Linked DNA regions of Homo sapiens: region 2 is linked to region 1. A link is an interaction called in ENCODE POLR2A ChIA-PET data of the cell type or tissue named here. Cell type or tissue: GM12878. All regions are shown on one strand. Links, peaks and the distances in the headings refer to the core of each region. The heading gives the core; the rest is flanking DNA.

The links. ChIA-PET counts read pairs that join two places held together with the same protein. Peaks named below come from ENCODE experiments on the same cell type or tissue, not always from the same donor. Only the 100,000 strongest peaks of a DNase experiment are listed, where the experiment ranks them.
Region 2: POLR2A ChIA-PET joins it to region 1 with 11 read pairs; 6 of 35 experiments call an interaction of 5 or more read pairs at or near these places.

The regions. Positions count from the first base shown.
Region 1 is chr14:52,919,230-52,935,968 of GRCh38, forward strand. FERMT2 (FERM domain containing kindlin 2) reads right to left here. Exons shown (of 15, transcript NM_006832.3): 3 at 1-127. LOC105370500 (a long non-coding RNA gene) reads left to right here. Exons shown (of 3, transcript XR_943867.3): 3 at 9,128-11,005. Among named protein-coding and RNA genes, the nearest start is that of FERMT2, 23 kb to the right of the region's middle. RefSeq lists a silencer at 6,582-6,876. In GM12878, for the core only: no CTCF peak of the experiment used is centred there; no DNase peak of the experiment used is centred there.
Region 2 is chr14:52,816,087-52,832,825 of GRCh38, forward strand. The region is part of intron 1 of LOC105370500 (a long non-coding RNA gene); the gene reads left to right. Among named protein-coding and RNA genes, the nearest start is that of GNPNAT1, 33 kb to the left of the region's middle. In GM12878, for the core only: a CTCF peak has its summit at 7,663 (motif pointing right); a DNase peak (open chromatin) is centred at 9,175.

The sequences.
Region 1 (16,739 bases), core at 5,376-13,375:
TGAGGGGTGAACTGAAGCTTAGCATCTGCCTGAATACCATACTTATCTAAGGTCCAATGTGTCTTCAGAAGCCAAGTTCTCTTCTTTTCCCACCAGAGAGCATGGTCAGACCAATCTTTTTTTACATCTATAAAAAACAAACAATAAACAAATCACTTAAAAATCACCAAGGTGATTTTGAGAAATTAAAAGCAGAAAACTAGATAATTGGGTATTTAACAGCAATAATTAACTACTAAGTTACTGTTATGTGACAGGTACAAAAGAAACATTAACAGCTGAGAAAACACGCTCTGTCCTGAAAAGCCAGTACACAAGGCAGCTGAGGCAGAATATATAGGGCAACTAAGAATGTTTGAGTCAACTACAAAATGGGACACATGGATGACAGAGAAAGTACCCTCTTATTCTCAGAAAACAGAATCCTGAGGGCTAGAATAGGAAGGATTAATAAAGACAAGGAGTTGGTGGGCTTGGAACTCGTCCTATAGGAATGGACAATAACATTCTGATGAGAAACTGAACAGACTGTGGTTTATGAAGTTGCAGAAATGTGTGAAGGTGAATAATGGGTGGTGAAAAGATGGGGAACCAAAGTGAACAGAGACCAATATCCTAGGTGAAGAGGAGGAACAGGGAAAACACCCATGAGAAACACTATAACTTAAGAGAAAGCTCTAAAAATAAAAAAATAAAAAACTACATTCTGGCCACATGTGCTCTCCCAAATAGATCCCCGAAAATGGATCTAAAGTCACACTGCCCAACATTTTTCTCTGAGCACGTTTTGGTACAAGTATAACAGGAAACATTAATATCTGTTCAACTATTTAACAGCCTTATGCAACTAAATGAAACCAAATAAAGAAAAGAATGTAATTTACACAAGATTTAGCTACCCCCAGATAAGGCAGGTCGTAACAATAAACTTGTAGCAGTAAAATCCAACTTCAACTAGTTATTTATTTACTTATGACTAGGATAGGAAGTTGGTTTTTAAAGCTGCAATCAAAGTAAAGACTGCTGGGATCAACTGTATGTTAAACTTACTAAGTGCCAAAAAAAGGGAAAGTGATGTTTCAAAAAACAAAACAAAACAAAACACACACAAAAAGAACAGGCCCAGCGTGGTGGCTCATGCCTGTAATCCCAGAACTTTGGTAGGCTGAGGCTGGAGGATCGCTTGAGCCCATGAGTTCGAGACCAGGCAAGGCAACATGGTGAAGTCCCATCTCTATAATTTTTTTTTTTTTAATTAGCCAGGCATGGTGGCATGTGCCTGTAGTCCCAGCTACTCAGGATGCTGAGGTAGGAGGATCACTTGAGCCCATAAGGTCAAGGTTGCAGCGAGCTGTGATGTGAAACTACATTCCAGCCTGGGCAAGGGAGCGAGACTCTGTCTCAAGGAAAACAACTTCCAGGGGAAGGAAAAACATGTGAATGCTGGGCACAGTGGCTCACGCCTATAATCCCAAAACTTTGGGAGGCTGAGGCGGGCAGATCACTTGAGCCCAGGAATTCAAGACCAGCCTGGACAATGTGGTGAAACCCCATCTCTACAAAAAATTAGCTGGGCATGGTACATGTGCCTGTAGTCCCTGCTACTCAGGTGGCTGAGGTGGGAAGATGGACTGAACCTGGGAGGTAGATCAAGGTTGCAGTGAGCTGTGATTGCACCACCGTACTCCAGCCTGGGTGACAGAGCGAGATCCTACCTCAAGAAAAAAAAAAGTGAATAATTTTTTGCAAATAAAAATTAAAACTATCATGCTTCTGAGATAAAGCTCATTTTAATATAGTCGTACCTTTAAAAAGAGTTTATCAACTTTAAGACATTTAAAAGTATGTATTAATCTAGAAATTGAAACACACACACACATAACTAGTCTATCCCTAAATAAAAAATCAGATTTCCACATTGATTATATGGCTGAAACACCTTCTACAATGGTGAAATTTACTTGATACGACTGAAGTTCTCATTATGGAAGAAACATGCCACAGGTAGAAAAAGACTTTCAATTCTCCAGACATTAAAAACCTATTTTAATCAATAAGTATTTTAATGGGAGAATTACGGCTACAGCTACTTGTGATCGTATTACCATTTTGAAATTTCAACATCTGTGGTTTTGGCAAAGTCCTGCCAATCATGTTATTTGAAGTTTGGCAAAAGAATGCATGTAACTGCTATTTTATAACTACTTGCTTAACAGTGATACTTAATTGTATATAGTACCCTACACCCTACTTTCTAGCACAGAATTTGCCAACTAACTTTTGGAAACAGAAAATTCTGATCTACCTTATAGAAGACAACCAAGGTTAGATGACTGATCACATATTACTTTTCTTTCCAGGAACAGAAAACTAAGGGCAGAAAAAGATAACCTGCAAAGAATGCTGGTAATCAAGTAGAGTTACTGTTGAGCTGAACTGAATGATCGGTAGGTAGTATATATAGGCTGAGCCTCCCTAATGTGAAACTCTGAAATCCAAAATGCTCAGAAAACAGGGGAAAAAAAAAAGTTTTAGACTTTAGAACATTTCAGATTTCAGATTTTTGGATTACGAATGCTCAACCGGTTAAGTACAATACAAATATTTCAAAATTCAAGATCAGAAACACTCTGGTCTCAAGCTTTCAGATAAGGAATATTCAACCTGTAATACTTTCTTTCTCACATCTAGTGTCAATGTCACCCACTAAGGAAGCTCCATCATATACTCCCCGTGGGGAGGCAAGGAGAAAAAGAGCTGTAAGAGCACTATGAGTCCACCAGCACATGTCACTTGGGTTCCTCCAGAAGGCATCCCTGACCTAAGAACTTGGGTGCAAGCAGCTTATTTGTGGGAAGGAAATCCCAGGAAGCACACTTGAGGGGATCAGTGAAAGTGAGATGGGGAGAAAAGCCAACTGGAGGTTCCTCACTGCTGTGAGCACCTGCAGTTCAGTCCTTCAGGGCATGCCTCAGAACTCTCCCACAGAGGAGAAAGATGAGGTATCTCTCCACTTCCTTGTTAAGGGTTACTCCTGGGGCCATTACATTAAAAACTCTTAACACTTCTTGGCTGCCAGCATGGGGCTGGCTGCCCTGCACTCAGGCAGAGCAAGCTCAGAGATCCCTGCACCTAAGGAAAAGAGCTTGTCAGCATGTTGGGGATCTGCCCACCAGGAGTGCAGGTGAACTACAGTGAAAGAGGGGGGCCTCCATAGCACCTGTTACAGCCTGAAAGGAATGTTTATTAAATTAAAAAAAAAAAACAGCTGTTTTATTGTAGAAGCAGGGCGCTGCAAAGACATAATAAAAGACAGGCTCAAACAATGTGGCCCAGGAGTAGGTGCTAAAACATAGAGGGCAAAGACACTAACGTGATAAGGAGCTTTTGGGTACAAAATTTACATATGGACACTAATAAAGAGGTAATGTGCCACCAACCACAAAATCTAAAGAATTTTTATAATGTGAGGTATGAAAAGGACTACTGGTCAAGAACTCGACTTTCCAAGTCAAAACTACATAAATGTGAAGCTGGAGGTTAGCAAACTATGAATGGCCCAAGGACCAAATCCTGCCTTCTGCCTTTTTATGGCTCACTAGCTAAGAACAGTTTTTGTACAGTCATGAGTCACTTAACAAGGGGGATAAGATCTGAGAAATGCGATGTTTGGCAAGTTCACTGTTGTGTGAACATCAACGAGCGTATTCACAAACCTAGACAGTATAGCCTACTACACACCTAGGTTATATGGTATGGCCTCTTGATTCTAGGATACAAACCTGTACATATGTTACTGTACTGAATGCTGTAGGCAACTGCAACACAGTGATAAATATTTGTGTAGCTAAGCATAGAAAAGGTATAGTAAAATTAAGGTATTATTAATCTTATGGGACCACGGTTGTATAGTCTGCTGTAGTTGACTGAAACACTGTTACATGGCTCCTGACTGTATTTTTAACTGGTGGGGGTTGGGGGGGGAATCCAAAGAACAGTATTTTACATAATTTTATATAAAGTTCAAATTTCAATGCCCATAAACAGTTTTATGAAACACAGCCACACTACTCTGTTCACACATTGTCTATGTCTACTTCTGCACCACAACATTAGACACAGACTGCATGGCGGCCCACAAAGCCCAAAAGCCCAAAATACCTACTATCCATACTTAAGAAAAAAGAAAGAAAAGAAAAGAAAACTTTGCAGGCCCCTGTTGTAAGCAGTGTTATCTTGCACTTAGATAATGGTACAATAAAATCTCAATTTTCCATCAATTAGGCTTCCAACTGTGACCTCAGAAACATATATCTCCCCTGATACTCATCCTTCCCTTTAAAACCTGTCCCTCCCCCATGAATTCCACCTCAGTTTCTCATCAAAGGAGCTATCAACCTGCACCCACCAAGAGAAGGGGATAGGATCCAAAGATTACATACTGGACATCCTATGAGTGGTCCGTTTACCCACAGAAAAAAAATAAGCTCTCTTACTGACTGGCAACGCTGGTAAAACTAGTCTTTTTTACCCAGAGAAACTAGTGGATGAGTAACAATATAGAAAAAAAATTACACAAAATAAAAGCAGAAATAGGAGACCAGAAAAAAATCAGAAGTGTCAATACCACTCATGGCAAAAGATAAAAACAGAAAAGTAGGTGTTCTGACAGCGAAGTAGAAGACAGTGTTAGAAGATGGGTAAGCTGGACTGTGGGGGCTTGTGACTTATGTTCAAATACTGGGCTTTTCAGTAGCATTCCTGAAGACTCAACACACTACCAACCTAGTCAGCACTACTTGCAGAGTAATCACTACCACAGAATAAGAACATCAGACGTGCTGAATTCGTGAATTCAACAAATACCTGTTGAACATGTACTGTGTGCAAGAAGGCACTGTTCTAGTGCTAGAGATATGATGATGAACAAAACAAAGTTCCAGCACCATTGAGGGAGACCAAGGTGGCTAGAGGAGAGGAAATGGAGATCAGCAGGAGGTGGCATCAGAGAGCCAGGCAGGAGCCTTGTAGGTCACAGTGCATGGTTTAGGTGTTACTATGTATGAGATAAGGCCCTAGAGCAGTAGTTTTCTGCCTGATTGGCATTAGAATCATCTGAGCAGCTTTTAAAAAATACTGATGCCTGGCCCCACCCTAAACTAGGGCTATTTTGGTTTGTGAACAGCTGTCTGTATTTTTTTTATGGGCAGATACTCCACCACCTTGGTGACATCTCTCAAACCAAATATATCAGAATCTCTGTGGGTCTAGGAAATGGTTTTAAGCAGTAGTCACTTGTTTCAAAATCATTACTGATAATTTTGAAGAAGTGTGGTGATGGGGGTATGCAAGAGTTCACTCTTGCAAGAGAGTGTGCAAGAAGTTAATGTGAGAGTGGAAATGACAACCATTTCAGTTATAATGGTTGGGAGGTGAGGAAGTACAAATAAGAAATACAGAAAACTTTTCCTGGATATTTTACTGCAGCAAGGAGAATAATAGCGATCAATAGATAGAATAATAGCTGGTAAATACACAGAATAATAGCTGGTAGATAGAAAGGAAATGGCAGACCCAAGGAGTATTTTTAGCTTCATTTTTAAAAAGGGAAAGCTATTACAGCATTATTTTAAAAGTGGCTGAAATGATTTCGTATTTCAGATCATTTATAATTATTTATAATTATCATTCACTAATTTGCCCTTCAGCAGAGTATCACTTCAAAACTTCCTAAAGACCCGACTGAGCCCCCTCAAACAGGCAAAGCAATGTTTTCCCAACTTCCAGAAAATTAGCTCTTTCTTTGGTGCTGGCTTTATATCACACTACCTATCTTATTTTGAAACTAACAGTATCTCCATATCAAGTCACACAATTGGCTCTGCTCAGACTATCACAAGAACATACCTATTCTATTCATTAGTAGCAAAAACAAATTGTATACACTGATGAAAATCCTGAGAAAAATGATGGTACACCAACTGAGAAGCATTTGCCCAGGCAAGCATAAAAACTAACTGCACATCAAAAAGTACTTAAAGGCCAGGAGCGGTGGCTCACACCTGTAATCCCAGTATGTTGGGAGGCCAAGGTGGGCAAATCACTTGAGGTCAGAAGTTGGAGTTTGAGACCAGCCTGGCCAATATGGTGAAACCCCATCTCTACTAAAAATACAAAAATTAGCTGGGCCTGTTGGTGCACACCTGCAATCCCAGCTACTTGGGAAGGCTGAGGCAGGAGAATGGCTTGCACCCAGGAGGCAGAGGTTGCAGTGAACCAAGACTGTGCCATTGCACTCCAGCCTGGGCAACACAGCAAGACTCTGTCTCAAAAAAAAAAAAAAAAAAAAGCACTTAACTGCACAAATTGTGTATATAGGTGTGTGTGTGAGGTAGTTTATCTCGATGCAGCAACTCTTTTTTCGTTTGAGATGGAGTCTTGCTCTGTTGCCCAGGCTGGAGAGCAGTGATGTGATCTCAACTCATTGCAACCTCCACTTCCCGGGTTCAAGTGATTCTCCTGCCTCAGCCTCTGGAGTAGCTGGGACTACAGACAGGCACCACCACACCCAGTCCAGCTAATTTTTGTATTTTTAGTAGAGGCTGGGTTTCACTCTGTTGGCCAGGCTGGTCTTGAATTCCTGACCTCAAGTGATCCAACCCCCTTGGCCTCCCAAAGTGCTGGGATTACAGGCATGAGCCACCGCGCCCGGCACAGATGCGGTAACTCTTGAAAGCACTTAGTTATCTAGTGTATTACAGCACAGCTTGTCTCTAAAGTGGCAAGTTAAATCATAACAGACTATGCAACTGTAACTTGAAAAACCCACTATGTGCAGAACAGATTTCAGACATCCACACATTGAAGCTTTCCTCTAGCTAAAGACTGAGTAGAAGCATGAACACATTATGATGACTTTAAAATACTTACGAATAATGGCAAGCAAATGAAAATACTACTGTATCACTAAAGTAGTGGTTTAGTTTTCCATGTGGCATCAAAATCCATAATGAAATAACTGTTGATATTCCCTGAATTTGCATAAACTAAAGCTTTGGAAAACTTTCCATACAGGAACTCCCTTACATGTTCTAATCTAGACTCTGGACTATGTTCTAAATAAACATTTCTGATTTCCAGAATGGCAGGCTTGGTATTTCAAACATTAGATGACCAAGTGCAACACACACACACACACACACACACACACACACACACACACACACTCAGCCTGGCACTTGGCCAGAAGTTAGCAAACATCACCGGAGTAGATTCATTCATCTGCATTATAAAACCATTCAAGGCATAGACTACGCTCAAAAACTTGCTCTGAGAGTCCATTTCTCCAAGGTCATGATTTTCAGTTATCCTCCAGGTACAGGCCAACTTTTATTCAGTATATCTTATATTTTAAATTTTGATGTTAAACTTTCAGAAGTAACCCATCACAAATACAAGCTTTCTCAAAAAGGCTCGGGGGTGGGGCGTGGGGGGTAAAAAGCTGTACTATTATGAAGCCATCACTTGTTTTCCTTCTCTGGGGAAGAAAAGGGATTTTATGATTTACTTATAAATTTGGCTTGTTTAGTAATTCTTTTAAGACAAGAACTACTTATAGTTTACTATACCTAGCAAAATTCTAACTTCTATAATAAATTTTAGTAAAATATCTTAATTCTTCAAAACATTTTGCCAGCATTCTGGAAAGAATTATTTCTGTGTCCCTCCTCCCTTATTTAACAGATCCCATCACACCGTATCACGTGCACATAACAGTATCTGACAGACACTCAAACTCCTATCATTAACATTGCAAATTGCTACAACATTGACTGAATCAACAAAAATATCCTCCCTCAACTGTAACAGAATGCTCCTCAAATTCAGAAAGTGGTCGTACACTTGCTTTACAAATAAACATCTGTGTATTCTAAGGAACAGAAGGCTTGGGTTTCTCATCATTAGAGGCTGAGTAAATATTGCTTAGTCTACCAAACAGCTTTTGGTATCACAGTGCTCTCCCACTCCATGAGTCACCAAAAAGAAAAAAAAGAAAAAAATACATATTTCAAAGCTTTTTGCTAGAGAAAATATTATGCCCCACTTTATGCAATTCCAGCTTGCTTACACTTAGAAAATATGAGCACAGAGAAGGGAGACATTATTGAAAACATCCTATTTAATGTTTTCCTAATAAGATTACCAATTCCTACTTGACTGTTTGGATACAGGCTACTAAGACGCAATTATTGGCCAGGCTCACGTCTGTAATCCCAACACTTTGGGAGGTTTGAGGTGGGTGGGTGGCTTGAGCCGAAGCGTTCAAGGCCAGCCTGGGCAACATAGCAAAACCTCATCCCTATAAAAAAAAAAAAAAAAAAAAAAAAAAAAAAATCCAGGCATGGTGGCCTGTGCCTGTGGTCCTAGCTACCTGGAGGCTGAGGTGGGAGGACCCCTTGACTCTGGGTGGTCAAGGTTGCATAGAAAGTTGATCAAATCCCACTCCTGTTGTTTCTGCACGAGAGCTGGAGCCTATGCCTTACCACACATCCATGGATATGCCCCAGATTTGACTTGGGCCTTCAAACTTTGCACAGTGGCTGCTACTAACTTTTTGAGATAATATTCAGATTCCTGGAGACTCAGTTCTGCCTCATCTAAACCACCAGAGACCAAACAAAGACCAGCCCAATACCTCTTGGACTTTATTTAATGCCATAATGTTGTCAGACTAAAGAGAAAAATGAAGTAATTCTTTTTTAAAAAAAGAAAGTTGATCAAATAACTTACTTTTTCTTACCTTAAGTAACCACATCTTAAAAATAAGTAAGCAACTTAGAGTTTGGAATGAAGAGGAGGTTAAAATATTACTTTTAGGGAGGATAAATTTCTAGTTGCATATTTTTAAAGTACTAATTCAGGAAAGAAATGCAAAATTTGTTTAGTATTCTCACACGTCCATAAACTAGAAGCAAAGTTTACATTAGATAATCTTTGCTAAGGCAACATGTCATTGTGACTTATAAGCACAGATAACTTTTCTGGGCACGTGACTTATTTCTGATAAATATATACTTTTGTACTCTGCTAATATTGTAATTCTCTGTACCATTTACTTTTGTTTTAGGATCCTCTTGAGCCCCAAATGAGATATAACTATTACCATAATCAAGAGTTGACTGGAGGTAAAGAACACTACAATCCCAGTGTTCTAGTGACAAAGCCACTAAAGAAGCTGGTTCTGACCTACTGTAAGCAAGCCATGCAGACTCAGCAGACCAGAAAACGTCTTTCTCCTGCTTTTCAGGCTACTTGCTCATACCATTTACCTATACCACTTAGTTGCTCATCTATTAAACTTAGAGGACTTTTCCCTCTTTCATTTCATAGCCAGGCAGACTGCCCAAGACACCCTTGGGGAAACCTACTATTTTTTTCTGTCTACCACGGTGTTTCGAACTTCTCACACTTCTGAGAATCCTCCTCCTTCTCAGTAGACAACCATGGATTCTACTGCAGAAAACACAGAAGCCATCAGATTCAAACTCTTTCACCTTCACGCCAACCCATCTATAAGCCTTCTTAAATTTGTACCCAGATGGGCCTCCTGTCTTTGTGTTAACATGAAAAAGTGTCTCTTCCTGTCTATCTAAAGCCAATCCCACCTCCTACGCTCTGCTGCCCTTCCCATCTTCTAGGAACCGTGTGCTTCTTTCCTTACATTGGCTCTCCAGGTGTCTCATCCATTCTCATAGCTTTAAAAGACACTTATTTTCGTCACTGGTGTCAGCAGCCCAACCTTCTACTCAGACGCCAGCCTATACACCCTACTGCCTATCTCACATCTCTTCTTGATGTCCCACAGATAACTCAATTTATCTAAAATGTAACCCAATTTTTTTTCTTATCCCTACTCTTATTATACTAACTAGCACCAACCGTCAACCCAGTTGCTCAAGCTAGGAATCTGAAAGTCATTGATTTTCGCTTTCCCTCATTCCTTACATTTATCAGCAAACTGTCAAATCCACTTCCAAAAATCTCCACTCCAGTCTCCACTGGCACCACCCTATTTCAAGCTGCCATCATCTCTTGCACTGACTACTGCCACAGCCTCCTAACTGGTCTCCTTCATTCCATTCAGCACTTTGCATACAACAGCCAGAGTCATCTTTTCAGCGCTTTCATGCCATTCCCCTGCTGAAAATCCTTTGCAACTGCTTCTAACTGCACTTAAATAAAATCCAAATGCCGTATCAGGTCTACAAAGCCCCACACAATACAGCCTATCTACTCCTCCAAATTTATCCTGTGCTACTCTTCCTTTGCTCCAGCCACACTGGCCTTTTTTAGTTCTAAGAATCATATAACTAAGCTCTTTCCTGCCGCAGTGCCCTTGTACATGCTACTCCACTCCTGGAATGTCTAACTCTCTCTCATCTTTCAGGTTTTAGCATTAATTCCATATTCTCAGAGAAGCCTTTTTTAGCTACCCTAGCCCTCCAATGTCCTATGTCCCCCCATACTGTTGTATTTCAGTATCCTGTGATATCACTGATCAAAATTTATATTCATTTTGTTTGTTGTTGGTGGGTGGGGGAGGAGGGTGCTATCTTTCTTTCCTAATAGATTATAAACTGTCTAAGAAGACAAAGGCAATGTCTATTTTGATCACCATTGTATTTTCAGCACCTAGCACAGTGCTGGGCAGGCAAGAAATATTTAACAAATGAATTAATCCTCCTTTTGAAAATTTTAAAGATCTCTCATTACTCAAAACAATCTCAACAAGAAACTTATTTTTAAACCATCAATAAAAGCAAATACAAGTTTTACTAATTTATAATTAGTAAAATTATAATTTACTAATACAAGTTGTATGTCTGAAGAATCCATTTTATCTTCAACTTCAGAATTAAAATATACTTCAATACTAACTAGAAGAGTGGCAGAGATTCCCCTAGAAAAAGGAAATAAAACTGAACAGACATCCTGTTCTCTCTCACATCTTCTAAAAAGAATGAATTTCTTTGCTCAAGACAATCTCTATTGTGCAAAGTGTTTATGTTCTAAAAGTCCACTTGTAAGTCTGAGAATTCAGATTCATCACAGAAAAACACTACATAGTTAGGTTCCAAATCATACAATAAATTACCCAACCAAAAATAACCTGACCTATATGACTAGCAACACTCTACCTTACCAACTGTATCATAAAGCCTTTTGCAGAATGTTTCAACTTGAGAAGTAAGAAAAACTGCAAGCAATGGCACCTGCAGAGAGTGAGTTGGATGGGGTAAGAAAGGGAATGCTGCTGCCAAGTTGTGAGGGAGACAATGGCTTCCTGAGGAATATCAAATTGTAGGGCACCTGGCTACTCCCTAGTCATCTTTCCCAGAATACCAAGAATTAACCTATTTCCAGTTTCCCAGATACAATTTGTTGTTGTCTTAGGCCTGGGTTTCTTTTCTTTACTAAACGATGACAATAGAAGAGTTTTTAACTTGCTTTCCTTTCCAATGCCTGAAACTCTTCTGATGTTTCTACTGAGACTCTATTGCCAATAATGTGTAAAGACAGGGCCTACAAGTAAAATTAATGCTTAAGTTTGTAAAAACGATGTTTATAATATTATCCTTAATATTGATTGAAATGTAAAGGACACTAGACATTAATCTCAATATTCAATCATACATTGTCTTTACTCTTGACCCCTTTAGGTCTTTCTCCTCCCAAACTTCTCTTTCGATTTTAGAGTTGGGGATCATGGGGCATCCTGCTTTTAGGATGTGCCCTCCTGTTCTGATCTCTTTAGTCACTCAGACCTTTAAAAAGCGAAAGAGGAGGCAAACAGATGAAGAGTGTGGCTCTTCAGGTGTATAATCAATGCACTAATTAATAAATACTTTCCAAGTAACTATCATATGCCAGGCACTAAGTTGGGCAATGGAATATAAAAATTAATAAGAATTACCATCCCAGTGGCACTTACAGTCCAAGTGAGAGACACAGACAAGTAAAATGAGCTAAAAATATAAAAGAACAAAATGTCACAGAGGCAACCAACATTAAACGTGAAAGATTAATTAGGTTAACATGGCATTTTTACCTGGGTCTTAAAAGATGTGGGAGTTCAAATGTGCTAAGAGAAACCATCCTGTAGACAATGGAGGCTCTCAGATTGTTTTATTAACATAATTTTGATTTGATTATGAAGCACAAATTAGAGTCTGGCAGAAAATTTACCACAACATTCTAGAGAGCAGGGCCTGACATAAGGCAGAAGGTGAAGAGAAGGAGGCAAATATGAGGGAGTTGTCTAAGCTAGAATCATGGGTCTCAAGGACACTGATTTCAGATGAGAGAGGACAGCTGGAAGGTGAAGAGGGGAAGCTAGAAAGTTCCTAGCTTGATAATTAAATAGATGATAATAGCACTAAGATTTGTTTACTGAACATTTAGTATGTACCAAGCACTTAACACATTCTCATTTAATTCCAACAAAAAATGTTAAAAGGGGCGGGCGCGGTGGCTCACGCCTGTAATCCCAGCAACTCCGGGAGGATGAAACAGGCGGATCACCAGGTCAGGAGATAGAGACCATTCTGGCTAACATGGTGAAACCCTGTCTCTACTAAAAATACAAAAAATTAGCTGGGTGTGGTAGCACACGCCTGTAGTCCCAGCTACTCGGGGGGCTAAGGCAGGAGAATCACCTGAACCTGGGAGGCAGAGGTTGCAGTGAGCCCAGATCGTGCCACTGCACTCCAGCCTAGGCGACAGAGCGAGACTCCGTCTCAAAAAAGAAAAAGAAAAAAATGTTAAAAGGTAAATACTATTATAATCTCTTTGTTTTATAGATGAGAAAACGGGGGGTGGAGCCAAAGGACAGAGAAGTTACATAACTTGGCTAAAGTTCATAAAGTTAGCATATGTAGGAATTAGGATTTGACTCTAGATGAGTGTGATTTCAGAGGTGGCACTCTTAAATTACATGCCATTAGCCAAGATAAAGTTACGCAGAAGAGAAGCAAGTCTGGGTATGTTGAATATGAGGCCAAAAGACTAATGTTAGGACTCATTTACATTTCACAGTAAAATCCTGATGATTATCCTGCACATCTCTTAAGGAAATAGGTATTTAGGAGAAAGAAGATAGAACATCCACAAGGAGGCAAAGAGATTATTAAATAAAGGAATATTTTTATTATGCATGTCTTTCTCTGATTTAATAATGGCAACCACAGACAAACTCAAAGAGGTTATGGTTAGCAGCCATATAACTACTTGAAGAATGCATATACTAATATGCAAAATTAAACAGACTTTGAAACAACCAAAGAACACAAATGGCTATGAATGCAAAGAAGCAATTAAGAAAAATAATAACAATAATGTACTCACTTTTGGTTTTATACTAGAAATTAAGACTTCTACTGTCCAAAAATAATTGGAATAACTTCTGAGTCATTCCTCTCTTCCTTAAGACTGTTCATTGGTAATTAGATTATTCTAGAAAGACCAGAAGTGAATTCCTAAATTACTCTTAATCTATTTCTAGAGGGACAACCCTCCCTTCTAGAACTACTCTGTATTCTAGAGGAAAAGAATTCTCAACAGTGCAATCTACAACACTATCATCCAGGACCTAACTGAAGTTTTTATAATATGAGTTTCCACAACCATGAAAAACAGGAAAAGAATACCCAACATATACTTTTGAACTCTGCTGAATCTTATTCTCTCATATAGCGTTATTATTAATCAACAAAATGTAAAACAACAAAGAAATGAACAAAAAAAAACACTGGCGATGAAGCATACAAATATTTCCTCCCTATACTTCTGCCCCCACCCCATCCAGCAAAGTAAGGAAAGGCCTACACCAAGATCACAGAACAGTCATTATAGTAATCTAATCCTTATATCTTTGAAATTAGATAATATGTATCTCTACAAGTTATATTTTACTTTTTCCTCTCCCTCAGCTTTTCTTTCCATCCAAGTATTACGGAGTCTATCCCTTAAGCAGCTGTTAATTTGTTCCTTCCTTTCCTTTTACATTGCCTTAGTTCAGGTCCCCAACATCTCTACCCTGAATTACTATAACACCATTTTTTACAACACTATCCAGAGTTGTCTCTTAAAATGCAAACTTGATCAGTTTATTTGTCCACTTAAAAACTTTCCAAGTCTGGGCCAGGCACGGTGGCTCACGCTTGTAATCCCAGCACTTTGGGAGGCTGAGGTGGGGGGGAATCACCTAAGGTCGGGAGTTCGAGACCAGCCTGACCAACATGGAGAAACCTCGTCTCTACTAAAAATACAAAATTAGCCGGGCATGGTGGCACATGCCTGTAATCCCAGCTACTTGGGAGGCTGAAGCAGGAGAATTGCTTGAACACTGGAGGTGGAGGTTGTGGTGAGCCGAGATCACGCCATTGCACTCCAGCCTGGGCAACAAGAGCAAAACTCCGTCTCAAAAAAAAAAAAAAAAAAAAAAAAAAAGGGAAAAGAAAAAAACCCCAAAACTTTCCGAGTCTGTTACTGAAGTATCTTATAATCCGTTAACAGGTTCCACAAATCTGTGCCCCACATTGCCTTTTTCTAGTAGCTCTTACCACACCCAGATGCAGCTTTTGTTCTGGCCTAGTTTGTGGAACAAGCTGGTGTTTCAGATCTCCTTGATAGGCACCTTTTCCTTTCCCCCTTTATCAAACTGGCAAAATCATGCACCAGTACCAGCTCAAATATTACCACCTCTGAATCTTCACTGACCCACCTGTCAAAGCAGCAAAGTATACCTTAGCACTTTGAATGATATAATTCATTTATGTAACTAATTTCCCCACTAGATTAAGTCTTTATCCTGTGTCTCAAAAGCAGAGACCAGAACTAATAAATATTTATAAACTACTACTTGTAATATACAAATATTTGTAATATACAGGCAGCATGTAAAGCAATCTTAATAATCAATTGAAAAATTATAATTATTCCAAGATAAAAGTTCATGTTAAAAACATTAAAAACTCTTACTGTTGATTATAAATGTACATATGGAAATGGAAAAAATAGCAAAACTAGTGTTTATTTAGTGTACTGTAATTAAAACATTAAAAACATTGAGAAGTGTTACTTTTCTTTGTGAAAACTTAACAAGAATAGCTTAAATAGTGCTTGTCTTCTAATCATATAATTTATGATGTGGAGCAAGTATCTTTTATGCCTTGGCAAGCTGTCACACTCCTTCCTAAGTCTGGATCAACTTAAAACATTTTGTCCTTTGCTCTTTCAGTATCATGAAATATCTCTGACAGCTCCTTCAGTATGCAAAGTTTTTGCTAGTGTCACTTCCTCTGGGACATCTTCATCCTTTTTGTCATACCACTTGTATCATGTATGTAAGTTTACCTTCACTAAATTCCTTTGGCTGTATATCTATAGTCTTTCAAATGGTGAAAGCATCCACATTTCCATGGTGAGCTATTTCTTCTTTAACTCCATTTATATTTGATTCAACTATCACTTCTAGTATTTCATGAACACTTTTTGTTAATTCATTGCAGTTTTATCTCTGTTGGTCAACTCTTTCAATTATCCATTTTTTTAAAACATCATGAGTTTCTCATGGGGGACAGAGAGGCAACACTAACACTTCTGTGTGTGAACTGTATGCACAGTGGCCAATCACAGATAGACTTTGAAATAAGTGACATGACTTGTCACTGACTGTGATGAGCTTCTGTTATTTACATAGTGCTTTGTGGACTGAAGAGTTAGCCAGCAAGTTTTGTACTTTATGCAGTTACATCTTAGTTAATGTATAAAGTTAAAAGATAAAGTATGGTGGCAACTAAAATGTGAGCCATGTTGTTAGACAATTAGTGTTATTTAATAAGTAAACGTGCAAATTGCAACGTCCAAAGTGCTGTTTTCAAAAATGTCTGATGTCATATTAAAAAAAAAGTTTTTAATCTGCTAGCAGAAGCTGTAAACTTCAAAGTTTACATATCATTCAAACTGCAAACATATTTCAATTAAGGTACCCCATTCCATTTTAGGTTAAGGAAATTATTTTACATTAAGGCTCCAATGGCTAACTGAGGCAGTGTCAAATTATGGGAAACTGCTATGGACTAAATGTTTGTGTCCCCCCAAATTCATATGTTGAAATCCTAATCCCCAATATGATGGTATCTGAAGATGGGGCCTTGGGGAGGTAAATCAAGTCATGGAGGTGGAGTGCTTCTGGTGGAACTGGTATCCTTAGAAGAAGAGACAGAAGACAGCTGGTTTCCTATCTCTCCTTCTTTCCCTCCTCCATGTGAGGAAACCAGGAATAGGGTCCTCACTGGAAACCAACCATGCTGACATCCTGATCTTAGATCTGGCAGCCTCCAGAACTGTGAGAAATAAGTGCTTACTGTTTAAGCCACCCAGGATATGTTATTTGTTATGGCAGCCCAAGCAGACTAAGACAGAAACTAAACCTCTAACGAAAAGTGACAAATTGCAATTTCTTCTACATAGCTAGTTGAAAACTGGGGAATTCACTCTTCAAAATAAAGAGATCAACTAAGTTTACAAATAGCCTTTTGAAGTTACGAATCTGAGATAATGTCTATCAATTTCAATCTATTATCCGATACTATAAGACATACTAACTCAAAGCAGTTAAGAAGTTTTTTTCAGATCACATAAGCCATGCAAGCAGTTACAGAATGCATAAACAGAAA
Region 2 (16,739 bases), core at 4,227-12,226, 100 kb before region 1:
CTACAGGTGCCCGCCACCACGCCCGGCTAATTGTTTTTGTATTTTTAGTAGAGACGGGGTTTCACTGTTAGCCAGGATGGTTTCAATCTCCTGACCTCGTGATCCACCCGCCTTGGCCTCCCAAAGTGCTGGGATTACAGGCTTGAGCCACTGCGCCTGGCCTCCTTGCCCTATTTCATTGGGTAAGAGTCTATTTATTTCAGGCCAGGCACAATGGCTTACGCCTGTAATCGCAGCATTTTGGGAAGTGGAGGTGGGTGGATTGCTTGAGCTCAGGAGTTCAAGACCAGCCTAGGCCACATGGCAAACCTGTCTCTACAAAAAAACAAAACAAAAAAAAAATTAGCCAGGTGTGGTGGCCTGCTCCCGTAGTCCCCCCTACTTGGGAGATTGAGGTGGGAGGATTCCTTGAGCCTGGGAGATTGAGGCTGCAATGAGCCAAGAGTGTGCCCCTGTATTCCAACCTGGGTGACAGAGAAAGACCCTGTGTCAAAAGAAAAAAAAAATCTATTTCTTTTTAGCTAAGATTTTTTGAAGTCATAAATAGATACTGAATTTTATTAAATGCTTTTTTCTGTATTTATTGAGATACTTGTATGATTTTTCACTTCAATATGTTAATGTAGTGAATTACTGTTTTTTTAAAAAAGTGAAGCCAATCTGTGCTTCTAAAATAAACCCAACTTGGTTACATCATATTTTCCTTTTTTTATACATTGCTTGATTTGATTTGCTATTATTTTGCTTACGATTTTTATATATATGTTTGCGAATGAGATTGGTGGATAATTATCTTTTCTCCTTTTCTTGTAAGTTTTGCACTAACATGCTATGCTATCCCTTGAAACAATTAGGAATTATTTATTTCTTGAATATTTGATAAAATTTGCTTAGTAAGCCATCCAGGATTTCTATTTGTTCAATTTCTTTTTCCCTTCTTTATTGAATTCTTTTGAATTGATTGAGGTTTCTGGAATAATCATTACATGTTTTCCCCTTTGGATTTTATAAGCACACTGTTTCTGTTCTTTAGGGGTTACTAGAAGTTTCAACGTGCATGTTAACTTATCAAAGTCTGTAGCTAAGCAATACTTTACCTTTGGTCTAAGAACCTTAGAACACTTCAACTCCATTTACCTTCCTCCTGATCTATATTATTGTTGCAGTGTATTTTAATTGTCTTTTCAAATTTTACACCATAAATCATTGTTTTTATTTTATATAATCAACATTCACCTATTTGCTACCTCCTTTCTGCATCTCGGACTATCTAGACTGTTCCTTCTGTTAATAATCTCTGTGAGTCCTTTTCTGGGGTCTTGTTTCTGCTGGTTCTCCCTCATGCACTTTGTTTCTTGTGTGGTTGGTTTTTGTTTTGTTTTTAACTGTAAGCTGTTCGTTATCCATAGAAAATTATTTATGGGGGATTTTGTGAGGCCTCAGATGAAGGTGGATCCCTTCAAAGAGTATTTATATTTACTTCTACCAGGTGTTTAGAGGTCTACTAACCCAGGACCACTTTAACGCGGTAGCTGCAGGCTTTGAGAATCATCAGCTGATGTGAATTTGGGCAGAACACCCAGGTGAGGCTCAGGTTTTAGTTACAATTTCTTAGGAACGTGTTCTTATTCTACCTAAGCCTCTAAGCACCAAGACATCTTCTCTTGCAATCTGCTCTGAGTTCCCACTTTCGCATAGATTTTGGCCTGTGATTTTACCCTCCGGTGAGTTATTTTATGTTTTAAAGCATATTTTTAATGTCTATTAAGTATTTTTAGTTATCAGTGGGAGATGCTGTCTGTATAACAATATACCGTTGCTGAGTGTAACATTGTCTTCTAAGAGTTTTTTTAAAAATTGTGGTAAAATATACAAAACATAGAATTTATCATTTTAACCATGTTAAAGCGTGCACTTCAGTAGCCTTAAGTACATTCACTATGTTGTGCAACCATCATCACCATTCTCCTGTAGAGTTTTCATCATTCCCCCAACTGCAACTCTATACCCAGTAAGCAATAGCTCCCCATTTTCTCCAAAACCCAGGCCCCTGGCACCATTCTACTTGCTGTCTCTATGAGTTTGACTACGGGTACCACGTATGAGTGGAATCATACAGTATTTCTCCTTTTGTGACTGACTTCTTTCTTTTAGCATAATGTCTTCAAGTTTCACTGTGGCATGTGTCTTTCTAAGAGTTTGAAAGTGTTTTTTTTTCATAGTTATAGCCTTAGGTTCCCTGGGATTAATCTGTATTTAAGTGTGAGGTGCAGATCTAAATGTATCCCAATATGGACATGCCATTGTCCCGATAGAATGTATTGATTAATCCATCTTTTCCACACTGATCTGTAATGCCGTCTGTCATATATCGGATAGCTATGTAAATATAAACCTGTTTCTCTATCTGCTTGGCCCTGTTGGTCTATTATCTATTTTTTTTATATCTATCATCTTTTTTTTTTTTTTTTTTTTTTGAGACAGAGTCTCACTCTGTCGCCCAGGCTGGAGTGCAGTGGCACGATCTCGGATCACTGCAAGCTCTGCCTCCCCAGTTCATGCCATTCTCCTGCCTCAGCCTCCTGAGTAGCTGGGACTACAGGCACCCACCACCACACCTGGCTAATTTTTTTTTTTTTTTTTTGTATTTTTAGTAGAGATGGGGTTTCTCCGTGTTAGCCAGGATGGTCTTGATCTCCTGACCTCGTGATCTGCCTGCCTCGGCCTCCCAAAGTGCTGGGATTACAGGCGTGAGCCACCGCGCCCGGCCAAGGTCAAATTTCTGATAGGCAAAACTGCAGGAATGGCCAAGCTTCAGCACACTCTGAATGCACTTGTCAACCTGCATCCTTCCCGAAAACACTTCATCCCAGAGAGTTTGTCTTTTTACTTTCTCAGTATGTGAAGTGGGATGGTTTAAAAGAAAAAGGTAAAAACGTTCAGTCTGATCAATACTAACCATTTAATACAAACTAGTGACACACAAAAAAATGAAAATTGCTCATTTGGATAGATGTATGCTGGCTTAGCAGAAGGAAATGACGGTTTCTTTGAATTCAGGTTTAGATTATTTTCCCTCATAGAGAATGGAAAATGTATCACAAAAAAATATAAAAATCTGAATAAGGTGAATGACTTCACTGCTTACCTTAAATGCAGGTGGTGACTTACAAAGCTGGCTTATTTAGGAGATCCAGCTAACACCTGAAAGGCTATACTATACATTTCTGTACAAGATTGCTGTAATTAATATTTATCATAGAAACTAGGAGTTGAGACTCTTCACTTATATGTCATCGAAATTATACTAGTCATGGTAAAAATCATTATTAGACATCTTTCTTTCCTAACAGTTCTTTGACAAATATGTCTCCTAGATTGTAAAAGAGACTGACAAAAAATCAGAGAACCTTTAGCCCAGCAAATGACATAAATGACTTACCTTCCCACCAGATAATACTTGTCAAGAAATATACCAAAATTAGGCTGAAATTGCTTTACTCTATCACCTTTACTGCAATAAATCTGTGTATATCTTGTTAGGGATTAGCCTATCATAACTCACAAAGATTAAAATGTTATTGCCATTTATATATTTTTTTTTTTCCGAGACGAAGTCTCGCTCTGTTGCCCAGGCTAGAGTGCAGTGGCGCGATCTCGGCTCACTGCAAGCTCCGCCTCCCGGGTTCACGCCATTCTCCTGCCTCAGCCTCCCGAGTAGCTGGGACTACAGGCACCCGCCACCACGCCCGGCTATTTATTTATTTATTTATTTATTTGTATTTTTAATAGAGATGGGGTTTCACCATGTTAGCCAGGATGGTCTTGATATACTAACCTCGTGATCCGCCCGCCTCGGCCTCCCAAAGTGCTGGGATTACAGGCGTGAGCCATCGCACCTGGCCATATCTATTTCTTTATTTGAATCTGGGTTCTCAAAATCTTGTGACCTGAAAAAGAAAAAAGAAATTGCCTGGATGCTAAATCTGATATTTGGTATTGGCTCCATGTATTTCAGTGTCTGAATCTGATACACCCTATGACCAAACAAGACAAATGGGAAACTCTTCCTCCTTGATGTTAAATTGAAAATCATTTTAAATATTAAAGCAAAACATATTGAACAGATGCAAAATTGGCATGAATTTTAATTGTTATCCTGCAGCAGGTTGCTTTAGGCAGCTAACGTTAGGTTTCTGAAACTTTTCCCTTAAGTTCCTAGAGAAGCAGGAGAGTGTGGATGAGAGGCTACCTCGGTGTGTCATTACAACAAATTAGGTAATATACCATCATTTGCTGTTGTTGTTGTAGTTTTCCTACCAGAATGGAAAAGCACATGAAGTTTCATTGATTCCACAGCTGTGTATTTGTACCTATGTATGTGCAAGGCTCTGTGCTAATAAGCTCTGTGAATGTAATGGTAAATAACTAAAATATAGTTGGGCACATTGGCTCATGCCTGTAATCCCAGCACTTTGGGAGGCTGAGGCTGGTGGATCACCTGAGGCTGGTGGATCACCTGAGGTCAGGAGTTCAAGGCCAGCCTGGCCAACATGGTGAAACCCCATCTCTACTAAAAATACAAAAATAGCCAGTTGTGGTGGTGCACACCTATAGTCCTAGCTACTTGGGAGGCTGAGGCAGGAGCATTGCTTGAACCCAGGAGGTGGAGGTTGCAGTGAGCTGAGATCACGCCACTGCACTGCAGCCTGGGTGACAGAGCAAGACTCCATCTCAAAAACAAAACAAGACAAACAACAAAAAACTAAAATACATCAAAGTACCCAGAAGTAGATACTTTATCGCCATCTTAAGTAAAAACAAAAACTATCTCAAATTTTTTTGTGAAAATAAATAGGATGGCCTGTGTAGCTTGGGACATGGTAGGTGCCCAATGAATGAGAGTTTCAAAGATGGCCTAGCCATATGAGATGTGTAAATCTAGATTAAACATTGATTTTAAAAAATAAGACTCACGCATATATGTAATCCCAGCACTTTGGGAGGCCAAGGCAGGAGGATCACTTGAGTGTAGGAGTTTGAGACCAGCCTGGGCAACATGGTGAAACCCCATCTCTACAAAAATACAAAAATTAGCCAGGCATGGTGGAACACACCTGTGGTCCCAGCTGCTCAGGAGGCTGAGGCGGGAGGATCAATCGAGCCCAGGAGGCCAAGACTGCAGTGAGTTGTGATCGTGCCACTGCACTCAAAACTGGGTGACAGAGTGACACTCTCATAAAATAAATAAATAAAGCTATAAAGAACATCATTGGGACAATTACAGACATTTCGATTTAAGCTGGATATGAGATAGGGCATTACTGTTGATTTTCTTAGGTTTGATAATGACATTGGGGTTATGAAGGAGAATATCCTTGTTCTTAAATGATGCTTCAGGGAATATTAGGAAAAAAGTGTCATGATATCTGTGACTTACTTTCAATGGGATCAGAAATAAAAATAGATAAAGAAGACTGTTACTAATAGCCAGATGAAGGTGGCGGGTTTATGAGTGCCCATTATTCTATTCTCCCAAATTTTAAGGATGTTTGAAATTTTTCAAAATAAAAACTTGGATAAAAAAAATAGTTCTTTTTACTCTTCCCTGTTTAAAAAAAAAAGTTATTATGCAATTTCCCAGACAGAATCTATTCCCAAACTATGAATTAGAAATTGGAGATCATACAAACTGGAGGAAGATTCAGAAAGGATTTTGTTGTTTTTCTTTTAAATCTAAGTTACACCACTCAAGGGTAAACTTAGATCTGAGGCAACACTGTTCATGAACTTTGTCACAACAAATATTGAATGTTTATTTGCCTGAACTCCGTTTAACCTTGCACATTCACCTTCGTGTTGGCGAAGAGTTGTATTTCATAATTCCTAGCAAGGCAATGCCACCTAGTCCATGTAAGTGTTCATATTATGGCACACCTAGGGGCGTGGTGGGCAGTGGAGCCAGGACAGTTAGAAGATGCAGTTTCACTTGGTGAGTTTACAATTTAATTGGAAGCAAAACATGATGAAGCTGAAGAACACGCTCAGAACAATTTGGAAACTACAAGTTAAAACAGCACAGTTCCCTGGGAGGTGGAGGTTGCAGGGAGCTGAGATCAGCCATTGCACTCTAGCCCGGGTGACAAAGTGTGACTCCGTTTCTAAATAAATAAATATAAAATAAAAAGCACAGTTCCAAAAGTGGTAATAAGGAGGAAGCCATTGCTAACATTGGTGTGGAAAAAAATCTGTGGTGATAATTCAGATGTTAACAATGACCAGACGTTTGCTATAGATGTCACACTTCTGCAGAGATTACATTTTTCTTCAAGTCCCAGTAGATTCAGGGTGCCACCATTGGAATTTTCTGTTGCTAGCCACATTTCCAATTTAGGGATTCCTTCCCTGAAGTTGAACCCTAGAATGGCATTGTGTATCTAACCATGGAGGAACTGTTTTTGTGACCATAGTTTCAGCAAGTCCACAAAGCCCCCAGGGTAAAGAATGTATCCAGTGTACCCAATATATATTGTATATACAATATATCACAGTATTAGGTAGACATCTTTGATCCTTAGTATCAGACTTAAAAGAGAGTGTTACTGATTTTCCTAAGGAATGTGAAAAAGAATAGTTGATCCCCTAAAAAGTCATGATAGGCTGGGCGTGGTGGCTCACACCTGTAATCCCAGCACTTTGGGAGGCCAAGGCGGGTGGATCACCTGAGGTCAGGAGTTCAAGACCAGCCTGGCCAACATGGTGAAACCCTGTCTCTACTAAAAATACAAAAATTAGTTGGGCATGGTGACAGGTGCCTGTAGGAGAATCGCTTGTATCTGGGAGGCAGAGGTTGCAGTGAGCCGAGACCGCGCCATTGCACTCCAGCCTGGGCAACAAGAATGAAACTCTGTCTCAAAAAAAAAGAAAAAGTCATGATAGGGGAAAGAAAATGACCTAGATTCATATAGGAGCTAAGAATTCTTACAGCTACTATTGTCACGCGCGTCCGTGTGAAGAGACCACTAAACAGACTTTGTGTGAGCAACAAGGCTGTTTATTTCACCTGGGTGCAGGCGGGCTGAGTCTGAAAAGAGAGTCAGCAAAGGGTGGTGGATTATCATTAGTTCTTACAGGTTTTGGGATAGGTGGTGGAGGTAGGAGCAATGTTTTGTGGGCAGGGGGTGGATCTCACAAAGTACATTCTCAAGGGTGGGGAGAATTACAAAGAACCTTCTTATGGGTGGGGAGAATTACAAAGAAGCTTCTTATGGGTGGGGGAGATTACAAAGTACCTTCTTAAGGGTGGGGGAGATTACAAAGTACATTGATCAGTTAGGGTGGGGCAGAAGCAAATCACAATGGTGGAATGTCATCAGTTAAAGCTATTTTCACTTCTTTTGTGGATCTTCAGTTGCTTCAGGCCATCTGGATATATAAGTGCAGGTCACAGTGGATATGATGGCTTAGCTTGGGCTCAGAGGCCTGACAACTGTGACATTCATTCTAAAAGTTTTATCCGATGTGATAGACCTATTACAATTCTCATATATTTACCCAGGCACTTTCTGCAAGTATAAAATATATTGACTTAATATTGTATTGTTAAGGCTAAAAAATCATTTTTAATAAATGAAAAATGTACAAAAGTATTCCTTTTTACCTCTAGGTGGTGCTGTGTATCGTTTTTTGTGAGCACAAGTTGCCTAGTTTTTAAATTGGATGGACTCAAAGATTAACCATCTTATTTTACAGATAAACTAAGATTCATTGAAATTTTGTTTTAAGATAAAAATTCTGGTTTGAGGCAGAGCCAGGATTAAAGCCTTTTTTCGGTAAAGTGTTTAATGTACGAATCATTTTACAAAAAGTATTGTCATTCCAAAGTTATTGCAAGCAGTATTACACAGTTGTGACAAGTTTAAAATTTTATTTTATTGATTTATGACATTTTCTTAGAAAGTTCTAAAAGAGGCCGGGCGCAGTGGCTCACGCCTGTAATCCCAGCACTTTGGGAGGCCAAGGTGGGCGGATCATGAGGTCAGGAGATCGAGGCCATTCTGGCTAACACGGTGAAACCCCGTCTCTACTAAAAATACAAAAAAAATTAGCTGGGTGTGGGGCAGGCACCTGTAGTCCCAGCCACTTGGGAGGCTGAGGCAGGAGAATGGCGTGAACCTGGAAGGCAGAGCTTGCAGTGAGCCGAGATCGTGCCACTGCACTCCAGCCTGGGCAACAGAGCGAGACTCCATCTCAAAAAAAAAAAAGAAAAAAAGAAAGTTCTAAAAGAGAATGATTCTCCAAATTAAGATGAAAATAGATAGTAATGACAGATAATGGACTATCATTATGTGTACATCTAAATTACTTTACCAAAGAAACTCCCAATGGTTAAAGAACACAGATAACTTGCTGAAAAGGAAATAAAAATTGGTAATACTTACATGAAAATCTATTCAAAATCACTAAGAATCAAAAACTAGAATAGCAACACGGTCTCCCCTTGTCCCTTTCAGATGAGCAAAAATGTCCATAAAGTGGTCATCTTTCAGAGATGCTGAGTCAGTGGTAAGACAGGCATTTCACCCACGGGCAGTAGGAGCATAAATTAGTACAATATTCTGAAAGTTAATCTGACAGATGTTATCAAGAACCTTAAATTCTTCAAACTCTGACGTAGTAGTTCAACTTCTAGTCTGCTCTCGTAGGAAATAAACAGAAATATGGAAAACTTATGTGCAAAGATATTGACTACATCATTACATATGGTACTTGTAAATAAGAAAATCATTACATAAATTAGGGTATGGTTATGATATCTCACAGCCATTTACAAACTTTTTGCAAATAATTTTAAATGACATAGGAAAATATTCATAATACTATCCTAAATTAGGAGACTAAAATCTATTAGCATGGTATTAGCTGTATAAAAATATTACAGTATTTGGAGAAAAAGAATGAAAAACATTCAAATATTAACAAAGGTTATCTGAATATGAAGAGTATGAGTTATTACTTCTTTCAGCTTTCTTTTATTTTTCGAGTTTTCTATGAAGTATAAATAGTACTTTATAGACAGAAAAAATGTTATTTTTAAAATGAAATAAGTAGCATTTGGAGTGATTTTGAAACCCATCATTCTGAAACTTGTCATTCAATCATCTGCGGCTGAGAGTTTTTCAGCTTTCCCGTTCTCCTCCCTTAGACTGGCAGTGAGAATGAGAAGGAAATGCTACACACAGCTTCATTTCCTAGAGTCAGAATCATTATGTCTCACTGGCTTTCCCTTTTCGCTCTTTGATTATGATTGAGAAAACTTCAAAACCCTAAAATCTAAAGTTTATTTTAGACAGCAGTGAATAATCATGTCTAAACAAATCTCCCTGAATATATATATTATCCACTTTTCTTCTTCAGGGTTTTCCCTCTCCCTCATTCATTTTATTCTATGAATTTTTTTTTTTTTTTTTTTTTTTGAGACAGGGTCTTACTCTGTCGCCCAGGCTGGAGTGCAGTGGTGCGATCTCAGCTCACTGCAGCCTCAGTCTCCCCAGCTCAAGCGATCCTCTCACTTCAGCCTCCCCAGTAGCTGGGAATACAGGCGAGTGCTGCCATGCCCAGCTAATTTTTGTATTTTTGTAGAGGCAGGGTTTTGCCATGTTGCCCATGCTGGTCTCAAACTCCTGGGCTCAAGCAACCCTCCTGCCTTGGCCTCCCTAAGTGCATGAGTCACTGCACCTGGCCTTATTTTATGATTTTTTTTTTTATTATTGACTCAATTATTACAACTTAATTGTATGCATGATAACTCATCAAGTGCTCTAATGTGAAGCTCACACATTCAGATGTCTTGTTAGCTTCTCCTTAGTTTATCCTAAAACCGGTTACTAAAAAGACTCTCAACTTAAACTAGACTCTTGCTAGCTCTCAATACTAAACTTAAAACATTCATTCATTTTTGGAGGAGAAAATATTGGTTCATCTGAAACTTCTTTTTAAAATTCAGATTGTCTTCTTAATGATGAAAATCATAAAATGCATATTCAGTGTAAGTAGTGAAAAAGTCTAGAATTACACTGCAAGAGACCTTCACATGTGTCCTAGAGATTGGTTAGAAGGACAGTTAGGAAGTAACAGTTTAGCATTTCCATCTGGCACTAACTATTTGTGTGATATTTGACAATTTTTTAAAAAATGTTTGTTTTAATATATTTTTCTTTCACCATCCACATTTCCACAATGGCAAATTATTTATGCTCAGTTTCTTTGCCTATAAAATTAAGATGGGGCTGGGCGCAGTGGCTCACGCCTGTAATCTCAGCACTTTGGGAGGCTGAGGCAGGTGGATCACTTGAGGTCAGAAGTTCAAGACCAGCCTGGCCAACATGGTGAAACCCTGTCTCCACTAAAAATACAAAAATTGGCCGGGCACAGTGGCTCACGTCTGTAATCCCAGCACTTTGGGAGGCCAAAGCAGGTGGATCACAAGGTCAGGAGTTCAAGACCAGCCTGGCCGAGATGGTGAAACTCCATCTCTACTTAAAAAAAAAAAAAAAAAAAAATTAGCCAGGTGCAGTGGCAGGCACCTGTAATCCCAGCTACTTGGGAGACTGAGGCAGGAGAATTGCTTGAACCCGAGTGACAGAGGTTGCAGTGAGCTGAGATCGTGCCACTGCACTCCAGCCTGGGCGACAGACTGAGACTCCATCTCAAAAACAAACAAACAAAAAAAAACAAAAATTAGCTGGGCATGGTGGTGTGCGCCTGTAATCCTAGCTACTCGGGAGGAGGCTGAGGCAGGAGAATCACTTGAACCTGGGAAGCAGAGGTTGCAGTGAGCTGAGATCTCACCATTGCACTCTGCACTCCAGCCTGGGTGACAGAGTGAGACTAAATCTCAAAAAATAATAATAAAATTAAGATGGTAGCCCAGGTGACCTATATGGCTCATGGTCTGATGGAGGGGAAGAATATTTGGAATTGTGCTTGCAGTGGAAAATCTGGGTCACATGACTTCCATATGTTTAAGATGCCTTCTGGCCAGGCGTGGTGGCTCACGCCTGTAATCCCAGCACTTTGGGAGGCTAAAGTGGAAGGATTGCTTAAGGCCAGGAGTTCAAAACCAACCTAGGCAACATAATGAAACCCCATCACTACAAAACATTTAAAAATTAGCCGGGTGTGGTGGCATTGCCTCTGTAGCCACAGCTACTCAGGAGGCTGAGGTGGGAGGATCACTTGAGCCGTGGAGATTGAGGCTGCAGTGAGCCATCATCATGCCACTGCACTCCAGCCTGGGTGAGAGAGTGAGACCCTGTCAAAAAAAAAAAAAAAAAAAAAAATCCCTTCTGATTCTGAAATGCTTTTCTGCTGTGTCCCTTCATGAGGATGTCTACAACAGGAACTTCCTGGGCCCTTGTCTTACAAGCTTGCACCCAGATCCCATCAGTTTAGAAGCCACTGTTTGCTTCTGTTTTCTTAGTGATAGGATCTGAATGTTTGTGCCCCACCCCCTGCAAATTCACATGTTGAAAACTTAATCCCCAAGGTGATGGCATTAGGAGGTGGGACCTTTGGGAGGTGATTAGGTCATGAAAGTGCTGCCCTTATAATGGGATTAGTGCCCTAATAAAAGAGACACAGAGAACTCATTTTAATCCTTCCACCATATGAGGCCACAACTAGAAAATGCCATCTATGAACCAGACAGCAGGCCCTCAGCAGATACTGCATCTGCCAGCACCTTGATCTTAGACTTCCCAGCCTTCAGAACTGTGAGAAATCAATGTTTATTGTTTATTAGCCACCCAGTTGATGGTGTTTTGTGGTAGCAGCCTAAAGACTAACACAGTTACTCAGAGAAAACACTGCTTAAGTGTTAGATCTAGGGGCATAGAAACTGCTACTGAACCCCTAAAATACCGTCTTGTCTCAGTCACAAACACCTCTGGAAGGATGCAGCAGTCATGCATAAGGAATTGTTAGCAGAGCTCTAGTGTCTAAATTCCTGCATTGTCTCCCTATTCTTCCCTACCCGGGGCCTACCTTAATGTAGATAGAGTACACAGATGGCTACCTACGTGATGTGATTCGAGGGGACACAAGACAGGGTTCTTCATCTAGAAAGAAATACCTACCACATTGCCGGCTAGGCCAACATTACTATACTTAACTTTGGCTCTTGAAGGCTACTGCAGATTATAAAGACATTCTTCAAAAAGTGGAGAAAATCCAACCCAAGGAGAACAGGAATATTCATAGTGCAGAGAGGATAAAGTTCAAACAAAAACGTTGGTGAGGCTACCATGAGACTTTAAAAAAACAGATTTAAGGCCGGGCACGGTGGCTCACGCCTGTAATCCCAGCACTTTGGGAGGCTGAGGTGGGCAGATCACGAGGTCAGGGGATCGAGACCATCCTGGCTAACATGGTGAAACCCCGTCTCTACTAAAAATACAAAAAAATTAGCCAGGCATGGTGGTGTGTGCCTGTAGTCCCAGCTACTCAGGAGGCTGAGGCAGGAGAATTGCTTGAACCTGGGAGGTGGAGGTTGCAGTGAGCCGAGATTGTGCCACTGCACTCCAGGCTGGGTGACAGAGCAAGACACTGCCTCAAAAACAAAAAACAAAACAAACAAAAATCAGATTTAAGAAATAGTAGACTGTGACAGTGCCTCAGACAGCAGCCAAGGGCATTTACTTTTAACACCATGAGCATCTATCTTTACGTCTGTGTTCATTCCAGTATTATCAACATACCATGCTTTGATGGTAAATCACTAAGTCGTCACTTAGTTTGCCTGGTACGTTCGAGTAGCTGTTGAAGAATAGATTTCAGTTTAAGATTTCCTTTGTGGCTGTTTTTAAAATGATTTCTTTGGACTGAGTTGTATTCCATTTTCGGCCATCAGTGTGTTTATAGGCAGACTTCTTATGTTTATCTCTGGGTGCTTTGTTTTGTAACTATATTTAAAGACATTAATAGTGAAATAATTCACCTTTAAACAAGATATTGTAAAAGTGTGTTAAATAAAAGGGAAATTTTTATGCCTTAGCCTTGTAAATTGTAAACAATGAATAGGCTTTATTTTCTCTCAAAGTTCTTAGAGCTACTCGTGGTTTATAAACATAGTGAAATTATAAACTTACCAGTTTATCATTTTAAATTTAGCTTAATTAGAGATGAAGACAAAAGCAGATTATGAGAAAACAGAATTCTAGGCATCTCAGATAAATATTATAGTGTAACTTTGGCCAGAGCTTGCCTAGGGAAATCTACAATTTACTTGACGTTTTTGGTTGATTTTTCTGTGATTCCTCTTCTGTATTTTAAAAGTATTCTTAGATGTTGTAGATATGTATCCATTTGTTCGACAAATTATCTATTTGAACACAGACACCCCCTGTGTTCTGAGAACTATGTTTGTGCTTGAAGCTACTAAGTGGAATAAGACAAAGTCCCTCTCAGTGTCAGTGGGAGACAGAGATAATTACAGAGTCTTGCTACACACACAGAAATATGCTTGAGGTTCCAAGAGATCACCTGGGAAAGAGCCCCTGCTTCTGTCTGGAAATGTCAGGGGAGACCTGCCCAAGGAGGGAACACTTACCGGAGGGAGTGCCACCTGTCCTCGTGGTCTAGACGGGGAGAAAAGCAGCTGTGAGGCAAGTGCTTGGCTTGAGGGAGCCCTGGTGCTCTCCACAGCCTAAGAGGTTCTGGGGAGGTGCTCAAAGAAGGACCACTAAGAGTTAGAGGAAAAATATCTAGTAAGAGACATGCAGAGCCAAGGGTAAGGGCACAAACATGTTCACGTAGCTTACTCAGAGAAAGACAAGCAGTTCAGAAAGCCTGGGAGGCGGAATTTGTCAGGGGAGCTGATGCAGGAGGGTGTGGTGGGATATAAATTTGAGATTTGAACTCAGGCATTCAAACTCCATAGTCTGTGCACCTAAATGCTATACTATCCTGCCTTGAAAAGGCCTCAGGGGCCTTCTCTGGAAATCCAGTGCTTACGTCACATGGACACACAACACACATTATCTTTTATGTATATACATATAAAGACTTAATTTGCCAGTGATAGGGAACCACGGAAAGCAATTGTATTTTATTATTATTATTTTTTGAGACAAGGTCTCACTCTGTCACCCAGGCTGCAGTGCACTGGCACGATCATGGCTCCCTGTAAGTCTTGACCTCCTGGACTCAAGTGAGCCTTTTGCTTCAGGCTTCCAAGTAACTGAGACCAGAGGTGGACACCACCATAACCTGCTAATTTTTTTTTTTTTTTTTTTTTTTTTTTTTGAGAGAGAGTTTCACTCTTGTCTCCCAGGCTGGAGTGCAATGGCATGATCTCTACTCACTGCAACCTCTGCCTCCCAAGTTCAAGCTATTCTCCTGCCTCAGCCTCTGGAGTAGCTGGGATTACAGGCGCCTGTAACCATGCCCAGCTAATTTTTGTAATTTTAGTAGAGACAGGGTTTCACCATGTTGGCCAGGCTGGTCTTGAACTCCTGACCTCAGGTGATCTGCCCGCCTCAGCCTCCCAAAGTGCTGGGATTACAGGTGTGAGCCACTGTTCCTGGCCAATTTTTTTTTTTTTTTTTTTAATTTTAGTAGAGATGGGGTGTGGGGCTGGCAGGGGGAAGTTACCAGTGTGTTGGCCAGGCTGGTCTCAAACTCCTGGGCTCAAGTGATGCTCCTGCCTTGGCTTCCCAAAATGCTGGGATTAGAGGTGTGAGCCATTGCCCCCGGCCCTAGAGTCCTGATTTTAAGGGGCTGTAATAGAAATGAGGAAGAACAGCGTCAGGTGATGAAAGTAATCCAGACAGGCATATAATAAATGATTGTTGAATGAGTAAATACTTAATATGGGCAAGGCACGGGGTAGTGCAAGGTTTTTCTCTATTTGTAGATGCAAAAGTAATTTAAGAAGACTTCTCAATACTCCCATTGACTTGTATGAAGTTACTCCAGATTTTAAAGGGTGTTTGTCTTCTGTAGAGGCACATATTTTTTTTATTTTTCTTGTGGAAGAGCTATTGTTGACCAAAAAAAAAAGGAAAAGAAAAAGAAAAAAAGCAGTCAAAGGCCTAGATTCCAAAATTTTCCTGGTATTTTAAAATTGAATTGACAAATGCAATTGGAAAGTTAACATACATTAAGCTGAGATTTTAAAGAGGGCTTCTGTAATGGCAGAAGCATCTTTCAACTCCAGCTGTTCTAATGGCAGCTTCCTGTCCATCTGTGAGTCATTATTTTAAAAAGTTGTATTTAAGTTAAATAATGTCACTACTTAGCTTTTTTGTAATTAGATATAGTGATTAGACTCTTTTAAAATTATGCTTGAGTTTTCAATTAAGAAAACCACGACAAAGTAATAACAAGTTTTAAAGGTCTGAAAACGTTTATTGAGTAAAAAATACTGAATTAGAAAATTGAATTATATGACATTCCTATTAAAGGCAAACAAAGCTTCTAAAATTTTACATATTTAAGTAATTAAGACAATCGGAAAATTATGAATCAGGCTCTCAATTTTCTAGTCCTTTATAGTATGAAAGTTCCATTATAAATCTGCTGGATTTATGAACTGAGGATGCTGATTTAGTAGGGCATAAAACCCTATAACATAATGCTACTTACTGAGGGTTATGTTTCTTTGCTTGTTTAATACTTTGAGAAAGTAAAAAGAATAGAGTAAGGGGCTGATTGAGTTCATCTGGAAGAACCCGTGGCCCCATCCCCCAAAGGAAGCCTTCTCATCCTTAAATCTTGCCTACTCGTTTGCGTCTGAGCCCTCTCCCTTTCCCGACCCTTCTCACCTGTTGTGAACCCCTGTGCTCCGCCCCTTGGCATTGAGGGTTTCGTTCTGTCATTTAAAATTGTCATATAGTTATTTCGTGTGTACTTGGTACAGGCTTGTCCCTAGAGTTTGCTTTTCTTGAAGGCAGGGAGCATGCTAGGTTTTATTGCCATTTTCCTACAAGGGCTTAAATCACTCTGATCCTGAATACCCTGTTTCCAGTAGTCTGATAGTTAATTTTCTATGTCAGCTTAGCTAAGTTCTAGTGCCCAGTTGTTTGGTGAAACACCAGTCAAGATGCTGCTGTGACGGTATGTTTTAGATGATTAACATTTAAATCAATAGGCAGGGAGTACAGAAGATGACCCTCTGCAATATGGGTGGGCCTCATTCAATTAGTTGAAAACCTTGAGAGCAAAGACTGAGGCTCCCTAAAGTATAAGGAATTCTCAAGACTGCAACACGGAAACCCTGCCCAAGCTTCCAGCCTGCTGCCCTGTGGAATTAATTCTCCGGACTGCAACAGCCTCTCTTGTCTGCATTTCCAGCCTGCTGGTCTGCTCTTCAGATTTCAGACTTGCCAGCCCCCACAACCACGTGAGTCAATTCCTTAAAGTCAATCTGTGTACGTGTGTGTGTGTGTGTGTGTGTGTGTGTGTGTGTGTGTGTGTGTGTGTATCTCCCCTATTGGTTCTGTTTCTCTCCAGAACCCTGGCTAAGAGGTATGAGAAATCTACAATAGCCGGGCGCGGTGGCTCACGCCTGTAATCCCGGCACTGTGGGAGGCCGAGGCGGGCGGATCACGAGGTCAGATCGAGACCATCCTGGCTAACACGGTGAAACCCTGTCTCTACTAAAAAATACAAAAAAATTAGCTGGGCATGGTGGCGGGCGCCTGTAGTCCCAGCTACTCAGGAGGCTGAGGCAGGAGAAT